Linked DNA regions of Homo sapiens: all the other regions are linked to region 3. Evidence: chromatin contacts called from ENCODE Hi-C or POLR2A ChIA-PET data. All regions are on one chromosome and are shown on one strand. Each heading gives the region's core, a stretch centred on a gene start or an enhancer-like site at or near the end of the contact. The rest is flanking DNA. Distances are from core to core; before and after follow the strand shown.

The links. Hi-C counts contacts between places; a loop is a spot of excess contacts on that map. ChIA-PET counts read pairs that join two places held with the same protein, here RNA polymerase II (POLR2A). Pooled maps may share reads with other maps.
Region 1: a map of ovary shows a loop between it and region 3 (2.9-fold over the local background). The contact joins two enhancer-like sites. A Hi-C loop is called at or near these places in 1 of 168 maps with a recorded cell type or tissue (ovary) and 2 of 50 pooled maps. POLR2A ChIA-PET finds 5 or more read pairs at or near these places in 1 of 52 experiments (CD8-positive, alpha-beta memory T cell).
Region 2: a loop to region 3 is called in a pooled map, with 4 times the contacts of the local background. The contact joins the promoter of DRG2 here to the enhancer-like site in region 3. A Hi-C loop is called at or near these places in 2 of 50 pooled maps. POLR2A ChIA-PET finds 5 or more read pairs at or near these places in 2 of 52 experiments (AG04450 and naive thymus-derived CD8-positive, alpha-beta T cell).

What each region holds. Positions count from the first base shown.
Region 1 is chr17:17,956,312-17,960,562 of GRCh38, reverse strand. All of the region lies in intron 1 of TOM1L2 (target of myb1 like 2 membrane trafficking protein), which reads left to right. Among named protein-coding and RNA genes, the nearest start is that of TOM1L2, 14 kb to the left of the region's middle. RefSeq lists a silencer at 2,220-2,269. Within about 2 kb of position 1,987, at least 22 of the 41 ENCODE cell types and tissues checked have a DNase peak (open chromatin) inside an H3K27ac peak, as active enhancers do.
Region 2 is chr17:18,086,602-18,091,140 of GRCh38, reverse strand. DRG2 (developmentally regulated GTP binding protein 2) reads right to left here and starts at 3,193. Exons shown (of 13, transcript NM_001388.5): 1 at 3,054-3,193. The coding sequence starts at 3,117. RefSeq lists enhancers at 2,309-2,808, 2,766-2,815, 2,866-3,185, 2,809-3,310, 3,376-3,535.
Region 3 is chr17:17,390,528-17,395,058 of GRCh38, reverse strand. No RefSeq gene overlaps it. Among named protein-coding and RNA genes, the nearest start is that of MED9, 84 kb to the left of the region's middle. RefSeq lists an enhancer at 2,795-3,024. Within about 2 kb of position 2,903, at least 2 of the 41 ENCODE cell types and tissues checked have a DNase peak (open chromatin) inside an H3K27ac peak, as active enhancers do.

The sequences.
Region 1 (4,251 bases), core at 738-3,237, 570 kb before region 3:
AGTTCGAGACCAGTCTGGGCAACATGGCGAAATTCCGTCTCTACAAAAAAATACAAAAATTAGCTGGGCATGGTAGCATGCACCTGTAGTCCCAGCTACTTGGGAGGAGGCTGAGGTGGGAAGATGGCATGAGCCCAGGAGGCAGAGGTTGCTGTGAGCTGAGATTGTGCCACTACACTCCAGTCTGGTTGACAGAGCCAGAGACCCTGTCTCAGAAAAAAAAAAGTCAAGTACCTTCCTCAAGGTCTGTGGATTATCAGTGGCAGAGCAGGGATTTGAACCCAGGTCTGTGGGCAGCAGAGCTGGTGCTCTTAACCACTAAACCAGAGAGCTTAGTATTGTTTGTGGGATTGAGTGAATGAATGCCTGAATGAACTTGGTAGCTGAAAAATCTAGTAATAGTTGTCTTAAATCCAGACCTACACTAGTATTGTAAATTATGTACTCAGTTTCAGTTTTCCTCCTGTAACTCAGTGTACAAGTGTCCTCTTCATACCAGTAAGTTTTCTGAGAATTTCCTCAAAGGACGTGCTTTCTTATATCCTCGCTGAGGCACTTCTTAGTAATGGAAGACCTGTGTATTTTACTTTCTCTTTGGATTTGCCTTAGAACTACAGTGATGGATGGAGGAAAAGACGGAATTTAAACACATGCTAAATTGTCTAACTGACCAACTTGCTTTTAAGACATCACCAGCTGCTCTTTTAATCATTAATGAAGCATAAGCCTTGTAGTCTGGGAGGCATGTCAAAAATTCTGTTTCGGGTTTTGGTTTAAAATTGAGTGTAATGGAGAGAGACTGATTCTTTCATCTCAGAGAATTGGGCTGTCTTTGAGAGCTGGGGACAAGAACTGGGTCCTGTAATAGGACACTGTGGAGTTTTTTTTGCTGCTCCTCAAAGGAGAAATCACACAGATTTCTGGCACGTCATTAGTCGAAATAGGAAATGAGGCCTGAGAAATGATGTTGCTTGGGGTTTGAAAGCTGAATTTGCTAGTGGCTTCCAGAGAGCGAGAGTCTCCTATGCTAACTGTGGAAATTCTTAAACCAGCAATTCAAAGAATCAGAAGACTCTAGTTGAAAGGGTCTTAGTGGTATTTGGTCCAACCCTCTAATTTTTGCAGGTTGTGGAAACAAGGCCAGAGAGGGTGTCTGTGATGTATGACATTTCTGACAGCAAATGTGCAGGGATTTTTTTGTTGTTTTTGTCTTTTTTCTGATATCAAATGGATGTCCTACAATTGAATTCAGTTTTGACACTAACTACCTGGAGCTGGTGCGGACCCCAGAGGTTAAGGGCTCAGTCCCACAAGACTGCCCCCACTTCACATGCCAGTCACAAGTTCCTGGTTACCATCTGTACTTCCCATGACCGGCTATAAATTGGGGATTCCCGTGATGCCTTCCCCATGTTTGATCATATGCTTGAATGGCTCACAAAATTCAGGACAACACTTTACTTACATTTTCGTGACAAAGGATATAACTCAGCAACAGCCAAATGGAAGAGATTCATCGGGCAAGGTGTGGGGAAGGGGCAGAGAACTTCTGTGCCAGCCTCCCAGCACCTTTATGTGTTCAACTTGGAAGTTCTTTGAACCCCATCGTTTAGGGGTATTAATGGAGGTTTCATTATGTGGGCATGAGTGATTAAATCTGGCCATTGGTGAATAACTCAACCTCTAGTCCCTCTCCCCTTTCCGGAGGTAAGGTGGGATGAGGGTACGGCTAAAAGTTCCAACACTGAAATGTACCTTGGTCTTTCTGGCTAGGGAGCCCCAATCTCATTAGCATACAAAAGACACTTATCTCTCAGGAGATTCCAGGGGTTTTGGGTGAGGTGTGCCAGGAACCTGGACAAAGACCAAATATATATTTCTTACTGTATCACAGTAGGAGACTTGCCAAGGTCCCACAGTGACTCAGTTTTATGACTCTTACATGTCTTCCTATTTAGCTCACAGCCTCTTGCCAGTCATTTAGATATTTGTATATGGGCAGGGAGGGTAAGCATGGGGTAGTAAGTCTGTCATTTTAATGGAGTGGAAATTTTCAACTCAGCCTCATGAAGGTAAATACATTTTATTGTTTGAAAGTTAGTCTCCTGTTTTTGACTGGGCTTGGTTGGGGGTACTATTTAGCTCTAGATTTGATGGTTTAAATGAAATTAGCTCATAAAATCACCAATGGTCTTCTGTTTTATCTACTTTTTCTGGCACTGGTCCAGACCAGAGAAACCAATCCCAGGCTAGGACTGGGAAAGTCTGGGACTGTTCACTGCTCTGCTGCTGATTTGCTGTGAGACTTTGGGTGGGGCACATCCTGTCAGTTACTCATTTGAAGAGCATGGTTTGTTCGTTCGTTTGTTTTGAAGAACAGAGGTTGAACAAGCTTTCCAAGTTCATTTCAGACCTAAAGCTTAAGGCCCAAATCAAAGTGGCTTTTAGTTTTTCTTTTCTTTTTTTTTTTTTTGAGACAGAGTCTTGCTCTGTTGCCCAGGCTGGAGTGCAGTGGCACAATCTCGACTTACTGCAAGCTCCACCTCCTGGGTTCACACCATTCTCCTGCCTCAGCCTGCTGAATAGCTAGGACTACAGGCGCCCACCACCACGCCCGGCTAATTTTTTGTATTTTTAGTAGAGACGGGGTTTCACCGTGTTAGCCAGGATGGTCTTGATCTCCGGACCTCATGATCCGCCCACCTCGGCCTGGGATTACAGTCGTGAGCCACCACGCCTGGCCTAGTTTTTCTTAAGACTTACAGCTTTCCATAAGAGACTGTACATACCTATGAATCATATGTGTGTGTACGTGTGTGTGTGTATAGCCTGTGATATGTAAGTATATACACACATGTAAATACATGCACACAGGTAAATATATACATATACATATTTTATATATATTTTATATAAATATGTTATACTTTATATATATTTTGTGTAAATGTATATATATTTGCCTTCTAATGATTTTCACTGAGGTAGTTTACTTGTAGTAAAATGCATACATTTTGTTATAATTTTGACACATGCTTACATGTTGTCACCTTACCCCATCAAGATACGCACTGTCAACCTCACCCCAGAAAGCTCCCTCAGGTCCCTTCCCAGTTAATCCTCTCCTCCAACACACTGCAGAGGGAACCACTGATCTTTTATCTCTTCTAGAAGTTCATGAGTGGAGTCATACAGTATATGCTCTTTTGTGTTGAATCCCAGTGATATTTTGAAGAAGAATCATATGCATTGTTTTCTCTACCTGCCATTTTGAAAGGCTGTATAAGGGAGTGGTGGCTCATGCCTGTAATCCCAGCACTTTGGGAGGCCAAGGCAGGAGGATTGCTTGAGGCCAAAAATTTGAGGCCAGCCTGGGCAACATAGCAAGACCCTGTTTCTACAAAAAATTTAAAAATTAGCTGGGTGTGGTAGTGCTACTCCCTGTAGTCCTAGCTACTTTGGAGGCTGAGGCAGGAGGATTGCTTGAGCCCAGGAGGTGGAGACTGCAGCGAGCTATGATTGTGCCACTGTACTCTTGAGAGGTGACAGCGTGCTGGCAGCCGTTGCTCGCTCTCAGGCGCCTCCTCAGCCCCGATGCCTTCTCTGGCTGTGCTTGAGGAGCCCTTCAGCCCGCCGCTGCACTGTGAGAACCCCTCCCTGGGCTGGCCGAGGCCGGAGCCGCCTCCCTCAGCTTGCAGGGAGATGTGGAGGGAGAGGCGCGGGCGGGAACCGGGCTGCGCGTGGCGCTTGCGGGCCAGCGCGAGTTCTGGGTGGGCGTGAGCTCAGCGGGCCCAGCACCGCAGGCCCCGGGCAGTGAGGGGCTTAGCATCCAGGCCAGCAGCTGCGGAGGGTGTGCCATTCCCCCAGCAGTGCCGGCCCGCCAGTGCTGTGCTGGAATTCTCGCCGGGTCTCAGCGGTCTCCCTGCGGGGCAGGACTCTGGACCTGCAGCTCACCATGCCTGAGCCTCCCTGCCGTGGGCTCCTATGCGGCCCGAACCTCCCCAAGGAGCGCAAACCCCTGCTCCACTGCGCCCGGTCCCATCGACCGCCCAAGGGCTGAGGAGTGCAGGCGCACTGCCAGGGACTGGCAGGCAGCTCCACCTGTGACCCAGGTGTGGGATCCACTGGGTGAAGCCAGCTGGGTTTCTGAGTCTAGTGAGGACTTAGAGAACCTTTATGTCTAGCTAAGGGATTGTAAATACACCAATCAGCACTCTGTGTCTAGCTCAAGGTTTGTAAATGCACCAATCA
Region 2 (4,539 bases), core at 1,944-4,443, 700 kb before region 3:
CTTCTCGACTCTGAAAATGATCTTATTTCTTTACTTCCCTGACTCCGATAGGTCAGGAAATGGGACTGGATCCCCAGCCTCCAGCACAGGGCCCAGGCACACAGGAAATATTTTACCAAGTGAATCAGTGAATTGATAGCAGTAAGAAATGGTCAAGAATGGGTTCTGCAGCTGGGCATGGTGGCTCATGCCTGTAATCCCAGCACTTTGGGGAAGCTGAGAAGGGAGGACTGCTTGAGGCTGGGAGTTCAAGACTACCCTGGGCAACATAGTGAGACCGTGCCTCTACAAAAAACATAAAAATTGGCCGGGTGGGGTGGCTCACACCTGTAATCCCAACACTTTGGGGAAGCTGAGAAGGGAGGACTGCTTGAGGCTGGGAGTTCAAGACTACCCTGGGCAACATAGTGAGACCGTGCCTCTACAAAAAACATAAAAATTGGCCGGGTGGGGTGGCTCACGCCTGTAATCCCAGCACTTTGGGAAGCCGAGGTGGGCGGATCAACTGAGGTCCGGAGTCCGAAACCAGCCTGACCAACATGGAGAAACCTTGTCTCTACTAAAGACACAAAATTAGCTGGGCGTTGTGGCACACACCTGGGAGACTGAGGCAGGAGAATCCCTTGAACCTGGGAGGCGGAGGTTGCGGTGAGCCGAGATTGCACCATTGCACTCCAGCCTGGGCAACAAGAGTGAAACTCCATCTCAAAAAAAAAAAAAAAAAAAAAAAAAAATATATATATATATATATATATATATATATATATATATAAATTAGCCCGGTGTGGTGGTGCACACCTGTAGTCCCAGCTACTCAAGAGGTGGAGGTGGAAGGATTGCTCGAATGCAGGAGTTTGAAGTTACAGTGAGCTATGATCACACCACTGCACTCCAGCACTCCAGCCTGGGCAACAGAGCAAGACTGTCTCAAAAAAAAAAAAAAAAAAAAAAAAGGATTCAGTGTCAGTCAGGTACACATGGCCCTTCCTGTCATCCCAGCTCCTAAAATTCTGAGCATCTCTGAAGGGAGGGACTAGGTCTTAATCACCTTTATATCTCCTTTGTCTACTACTGCCAAAGTGGCAGCATCTCTAGCCTCCCTGTGACTTTCCTTGGGTCTTATGGGTAATATGGAATATTACAGCAGCCAGAGGGAACTTTCAAGACAGAAGTCAGAATAGCCCCTCCCCTGCTTAACACCCTGCACCAGCTCCCACTGCCTTAGAACACAACCCAGAGTCTTTCCCATGACCTATGGCTCTGCATGATCAACCCCCTCCTGTCCCATCACTGCACCCCAGCCCCAGTCCTGTTGACCTGTAAACAGCCAAGTTTGTTCCTGCCTCAGGGCCTTTGCACTAGCTGCTCTTTCTGCCAGGAACCCTCTTCCCCCAGATGTTTGCGTGACCGGTTCCTTCTTTTCAATCAGGTCTTAGTTCAAATGCCCCATCCTCATGGTGGTCTTCTCTATCACTCCACCTAAGCAGACCCAATCCCCAGTCCCTCCCCACCCCCAATATTCTGCTGTATCACCCTGGTTTGTCTTCATAGCACATATTGCTGGCTGACATTATCTTATTTATTTGATTTCTAGTTTTCAGACCGTCAACTAGAAGATCAGATCCAAGGGCTGGGATATGCCTGCTGTGTTCACTGCTTTAACCACAGTGCCTAGCACATAGTAAAGGCTCAGGAAAGATCGGCCAGGCACGGTGGCTCATGCCTGTAATCCCAGCACTTTGGGAGGCCGAGGCGGGTGGATCACCTGAGGTCAGGAGTTTGAGACCAGCCTGGACGACATGGCAAAACCCCCTCTCTACTAAAAAAATACAAAAATTAGCCGGGTGTGGTGGCACGTGCCTGTAATCCCAGCTATTTGGAGGCTGAGGCAGGAGAATCGCTTGAACCTGGGAGGCAGAGGTTGCAGTGAGCCCAGATGGCACCACTGCACTCTAGCCTGGGTGACAGAACAAGACTGTCTCAAACAAACAAACAAAAAAGATTTACAGAAGGAATGAGTCATAGAGGGCCCTCAACTCCTTGGCCTTCAAACCTAAATGGAACCAAGGGAGGGCAGACACTGGGACCAGCTATCTAGTGTTGCTTGCTTCCTGCTCCCACAAGCCTGAATGGCTAGCCACTAGCCTGGCCAATTGCATCTCCCATTACTCTTCCATAACCCCCTTCTGATCTAGATTGTTCTCACTGTCCCATGAACATACCATGCTCACTCCCATGTCTTTGTCTCAGCAGTGGCCCCCACCTGGGATACCCTTCCAACAACCAGCTCAAGTCCCACTTTGTCCTGGTGTCATCGTTCTCTCCTCACCTCTCTTCTGTGAGCTCCTCCAGCCCTTACATTCTAAAGTCCAGATTTGAGGCTTCATTATGTATTATCTATGTTGGGGTGTTTACTTTAAATACTGAGTGCTCACCATGTGCCCAGTGCTTTGTAAAGGCCATCTAATTTAACTCAGCTGTGTACTAAGATGGAGCAGGGGAGTATTACCCCATTTACAGATGAGGACACTGAGACTCCAAGAAATGAAGTGACTTTCCAATGTTTTACAGAAGGTACGTGGTGGACCTGGGGCTCAAACCCAGGCCTTCCAGACTCCAGAGTCCTGATTCCCTTGCTCCAATGGGCTCTCAGCTGCTGGGTGAGGCTGTTCCTGAGAGGTCTCCTCTTGCACTTCCCAAAACAACAGAGTAGACCCAGGCCCCAGGCCCAGCCATCAGGAGACTGAGGTTTGAACCCCAGCTCCGCCTCTCTCTGGGTCAGATGCTTGCTCTGTGAGCTGGGACTACTCTACTCGGGCACACGGTCTGGGACTGACCAGATCTCTTGGGGTACGTTTGCAGTCAGACCTGGGCGTGAGACCCGCTCCCGCCTGGCCCTGCCTTGGGCGCGCAGGGCGGCCTCGGCACTTGTCTGGCAACTTCTCCGCGGCCTCGGATCTTGCCCCAGCATTACTGCTGGAGTTGTTCCCCCATTTTACAGACAGGAAAACTGAGGCAGGCAGAAAGGAAGGCCCCGCCCGGCCGGCCCTCACCCTTGTTCTTCTGTGTCCGAGCGATCTCCTTCTCGATCTCCGAGATCTTCTCTAAGATCCCCATGGTAGCAGCAGAGGTGGGCGCACAGACAGCGGTGGCGGCGGCACCGGCAATTCCGGTCTGACGGCGGCGACAGAGTAGCGTGCGCCCGGAAGCCAAAGAGAACAGCGTTCTCGTGGGCGCCTGGTGCTCCAGGATTCAGAGTCCGGGCGAGCCAAGTGCCAGACACTATCGGTTCCGCCCGCTGGGCCGGCCAGGCTGCGGACCTCTGGAAAGAGCCGGGGCGGGGCCGGGCCATGCTGTACTGGCCCACGGCTGCGGCTGGCAGGAGCAAGCAAGGAAGAGAGGGAATCTGCCCGTGTTGAACTCTGAACTGCGGGTCCCTGAGCGCAGCTGACTGGCAGTGTAAGGAAAAGGGGCTGAGCCGAAAGCCTAGTGGCTTTCATTTTATACTATAAATGGAGGTGTCCAATCTTTTGGCTTCTCTGGGCCACATTGGAAGAATTGTCTTGGGCCACACGTAAAATACACCAACACTAACGATAGCTGATGAGCTTAAAAAAAAATCGCCAAAAAAACCCTCAATGTTTTGGCCGGGCGCGGTGGCTCACGCCTGTAATCCCAGCACTTTGGAAGGCCGAGACGGGCGGATCACCTGAGGTTGGGAGTTCGAGACCAGCCTGACCAACATGGAGAAACCCATGTCTACTAAAAATACAAAATTAGCCGGGCGTGGTGGCGCGCGCCTATAATCCCAGCTACTGGGAAGGCTGAGGCAGGAGAATTGCTTGAACCCGGGAGGCGGAGGTTGCGGTGAGTGGAGATTGCGCGCCATTGCACTCCAGCCTGGGCAACAAGAGCGAAACTCCATCTCAAAAAACAAACAAACAAAAAACCTCAGTTTTTTTTTCTTTGTTTTAGTTTTGTTTTTTTGAGACGGAGTCTCACTTTGTCATCCAGGCTGTAGTTCAGTGGTGTGATCTTGGCTCACCGCAACCTCCGACTCCTGGGTTCAAGTGATTCTCCTGCCTCAGCCTCCCAAGTAGTTGGGATTACAGGCGCGTGCCACCACACTCGGCTAATTTTTGTATTTTTAGTAGAGACGAGGTTTCACCATGTTGGCCAGGCTGGTCACGAACTCCTGACCTCAAGTGATCTGCCTGCCTCAGCCTCACAAAGTGCTGGGATTACAGGCGTGAGCCGCTGTGCCCTGCCTAAATTTCATAATGTTTTAAGAAAGTTTACGAATTTGTGTTTGGCCACATTCAAAGTGGTCCTGGGCCACATGTGGCTGCAGACCTCAGGTGGGACAAGCTTGAAGAGGTTCAAAATGGATCCCCAAGATGCTGCCACTGCACTCCAGCATGGGCAACAGAGCGAGAACCTGTCTCAAGAAAAAAAAAGTGGATCCCCATACCACCTTTTTTTTTTTTTTTTTTTTTTTGAGACAGGGTCTCACTTGATCACCCAGGCTGGTGTGCAGTG
Region 3 (4,531 bases), core at 1,654-4,153:
TTCTGTCAGGGTACATTTTAGTTAGTTCACTTTAGTTCAAACTACCCGGGTGCAGGTCCCAACTCATTCATCCATTAAACACATATTGGGCACCTACTATGTGCCAGGTGATGTTCTGGCCACCGGGGAAATGACAGTGAACAAACCATGCAAAAGTCTCTGCCCTTTCAGAGCCAATGTTTTGCTGGAAAGAGGCAGATATCCAATACATAACCATGTAAGATAGATGGAGAATACGTCAGGGAGTCCTGGCCGCAGGAGGTCAGTGGGTGGGAGGGCTGCGATCTCCAACAGGAAGGCCAGGGAAGGCCGAAAGGAAAAGCTGCCTGTGGGGAGAGACCTGGTGGCTGCAGGGAGGTGGCTGCGGGTCACCTACTTCCATGGGAAGCCAGCTCCAGTCAGATACAGGGATGGCGGCCCCAACGCGGGAGGATCCAGGGCTATCTGAGGAACAAGAATAGGCAGTGTGGTGGGGGGTAGGCTTAGGGGGAATCGGGTGAGGGTGGGGGACTGATTAAGCAGAGCCATGTGAGCCATGGAAAGGATTTCAGCTTCTACCTGGAGTGACGTGGGAGCCACAGGCAGAGTTTGAGCAGAGAAGGGGCTCTGGCCAGCATTCCTACTGGTAAGTGTTCCACCCCCGAAGCCCTGTGAAACTTAGGCAGGTGACTTTGCCTTCTGAGCCTCAGTTTCCTTGTCTGAAAATGGGAATCGCTTCCTCAAAGCATTGTTATGGAGGTTTGCTAAGTGAAACAAAGTTTTGTCCAAAGGTTCAGCGCACCCAGCAACAGGCCTTACTTGGTGTGAGCTGTGATTTTTCTCTTTCCGTCACGCCTACTGCCTGCCCATGGGAGCTCCCGGGCTGCTCCCAAACTTCCCTCGGGAGCTGGGGAGCCTTTTCTGCCGGGGGCTGAGGCCCATCCCTGTGGCCCTTGCCCAACGGGCACAAGGAGCTCGTTTCTGTGTTATTAGCTGTGAAAAGGAGGATACCCCCTACCAAGTGTGGCCCTCTCACGCCAGAAAGAGGGAGGAAAGACAGGTCAGAGTTCTTTCCCCGACGTCAGGTTGAGGGCTTAAAAGACAAGATCTGGGGGCTTCGTTTTCCCTTTGTGGAGGCTGGAGGGGAGGGAGAGTTGGAAGGAGACATGAACTCAGAGAAGAGGAAAATTAGAAAAGTAAGACATTGAACTTCCGCTCCATGAGCTTCAGGTAAGCCCTGCTTACCTACCTCCTTATCACCTGCCTATCCAATCATCCACCTGTCTGAGGACCAGTGATGTTATTCTGTTGGCTTGTCTTTTGTGTGTTTTGTTGTCACTGTTGTTTTCGTTTGTTTTTTGTTTTGAGACGGAGTCTCACTTTATCGCTAGGCGGGAGTCCAATGGCATGATCTCGGCTCACTGCAACCTCCACCTCCTGGGTTCAAGCAATTCTCCTGCCTCAGCCTCCTCAGTAGGTGGGACTACAGGCGCACGTCACCACACCCAGCTAATTTTTGTATTTTTAGCAGAGACACGGTTTCACCCTGTTGGCTGGGCTGGTCTCGATCTCTTGATCTGCCTGCCTCAGCCTCCCAAAGTGCTGGATTACAGGCATGAGCCACTGCGCCCGGCCTGTTGTGTGTTTTTTGAATTTTTTTTTATTTTTTATTTTTTGAATGAGCTACTGTCCTGACTGGGATTCTCCCAAAAACTGATCTTGAGACAGGATGTAAGTGCAAGCACTTGATTCATAAGGTGGTCCAGGAAACACTGGTATGGGAGGAAGGGAGATGGGAGGAGCAACCAAGGAGGGGCAAGTTACTGACATAGACACCTCTGGGGCAGCTGGAGCTCCATCTGCCCAGGAAAGCCAGGGCTCAGATCAGTCCCTCTGTGCTGGAGCGAGGGAGCTGGCACACTTACCCCAACTCACGTCAAAGAATAGCTGGCCCCAGACAGACGATGCCAAAGGCAGGGCCCTGCCTACGCAGGCCATGAAGGGACAAGTTGTCTGTAGATAATTGTTTCATTCTTTTAAAAAATTTTATTTATGCCAGGCTCACACCTGTAATCCCAGCACTTTGGGAGGCCGAGGTGGGTGAATCACCTGAGGTCAGGAGTTCGAGACCAGCCTGGTCAACATGGTGAAAACTTCTCTACTAAAAATACAAAAATTAGCCAGGCGCTTGTAACCCCAGCTACTCAGGAAGCTGGGGCAGGAGAATTGCTTGAACCTGATGGAAGAGGTTGCAGTGAGCCAAGATCATGCCACTGCACTCCAGCCTGGGGGACAGTGTGAAACTCTGCCTCAACAATATATATTTTAAAAGTTGGGGGTCGTCACTCTTGCCTAACATGGAGTGCAATGACATGATCACAGCTCTTCATAGCTTTTAACTCCTGGTCTCAAGCCATTTTCCCACCTCAGCCTCCAAAAAAGCTGGGACACAGGCACACATTACCACATCTGGATTTTTTAATTTTTTGCAGAGACAGGGTCTCACTATGTTGCCCAGACTGGACTCAAACTCCTGGCCTTAAGCAATCCTTCCAACTTGACTTCCCAAAGTGCTCTGAGATTACAGGCCTGAGCCACCACACCCACACTCTGGAGAGAATTCTACAATAATATTGGGTCTGGAATTTGCTCCTTCCAGTGGGTTCTTGGTCTCGCTACCTTCCAGAATGAAGCCACAGACCCTCGCGGTGAGTGTTACAGTTCCTAAAGATGGCATGTCCGGAATTTGTTCCTTCAGATGTTCAGATGTGTTCGGAGTTTCTTCCTTGTGGTGGGTTCGTGGTCTCGCTGACTTCAGGGGTGAAGCCACAAACCTTCGCAGTCAGTGTTCCGGCTCTTAAAGGTAGCGCAACCAAAGTTGCTCATTCCTCCTGGTGGGTTCGTGGTCTCGCTGGTTTCAGAAGTGAAGCTGCAGACCTGCACAGTGAGCGTTATAGCTCTTAAAAATGGCACGTCCAGACCTGTTCGTTCCTCCTGGTGGGTTCGTGGTTTCGTTGGCTTCAGGAGTGAAGCTGCAGAGCTCCGCGATGAGTGTTACAGCTCTATAAAGGTGGCGGGTCTGGAGTTGTTCACTCCTCCTGGTGGACTCACCGTCTCGCTGACTTCATCCAGGTGTGAAGCTGCAGACTTTGCCATGGGTGTCTTACAATCAGGGCAGACCCAAACAGCCAACAGCAACAAGATTGCAAACAGCAAAAAAAAAAAAAAACAAGCATCACACAGAAGCATACTGAACAGGTTACCACTGGCGGCACATGGTGGCCAGCTTTTATTCCCTTATTTGACCCCGCCCACATCCTGCTGATTGGTCCATTTCACAGGGCGCTGATTGGTCCATTTTACACAGTGCTGATTGGTCCATTTTACACAGTGCTAATCGGTGTGTTTACAAACCTTTAGCTAGACACAGAGCGCAGATTGGTGCATTTACAATCCTTTAGCTAGACAGAAAAGTTCTCCAAGTCCCCACTCCACCCAGAAGCCCAACCGGCTTCACCTCTCAATATGACCAACTATAAATCAGTGTTTTTATTATTACCATGCACAGACAATTCTAAACATCATCAGAGATGTTTTCCAGGTTCCTAGATCTTTTGTTCATTCAAGTTCCAGAATATTTCCAGGGTTAACTGTTGAGTTTTAATGATATATGTGAAGCTCCAAGTTCACACTTTTTATTATTCATTCTTTAATAAACTTTATATTGTACATGTAGAAGTTAGTTCTGCAAACTCCCACCCGGTTCAGCCCTGACATGCATATTTAGCTACAAGCGTCTGTTTCGAGAGTGAATTCCTAATGCTCCAGGACCTCTCCAGCTCATTCAGGTGCAGTTTCCGTCTCTAAACCTCTGGGTCTCATGTTCTTAGGTCCCAGCAGGATACTCAGAATAAGCAGCTACAGCCCAGAGGCTGTGAGGGCGAAAAGACAGAGCTTGAGTTACTTTCATCAGCACTTAGAGTTTTCGTTTTCACTTGGAGTTTCCATTTTCACTCAATATTTCTCTACGGTGAAGGCAATCAAAAACTGCTAGAACTGATCCCAGAGAAATAAAGACCTCGACAATGTTGCCCATTCTGGAATGTACTGTGAAATGGGATTTTTAAAAATCTCTGAGAGGCCGGGTGCAGTGGCTCATGCCTGTAATCCCAGCACTTTGGGAGGCGGAGGCTGGCTGATCATGAGGTCAAGAGTTCAAGACCAGCCTGAGCAACATGGAGAAACCTAGTCTCTACTAAAAATACAAAATTAGCCAGGCGTGGTGGCACATGCTTGTAATCCCAGCTACTCGGGAGGCTGAGGCAGGAGAATCGCTTGAACCCGGGAGGCAGAGGTTGCGGTGAGCCAAGACTGCACCACTGTACCCCAGCCTGGGCAACAAGAGCGAAACTCCGTCTCGAAAAAAGAAAGAACTCTACCAAAGTTATACTTACGTTGAAGACGTTTTCTAACATTTTGTACCCATTGCTTCATCAAAAAGAAACTTTACAAAATTGAAGTTAATAAACAATGCTCATCCATTCCCTAGGAG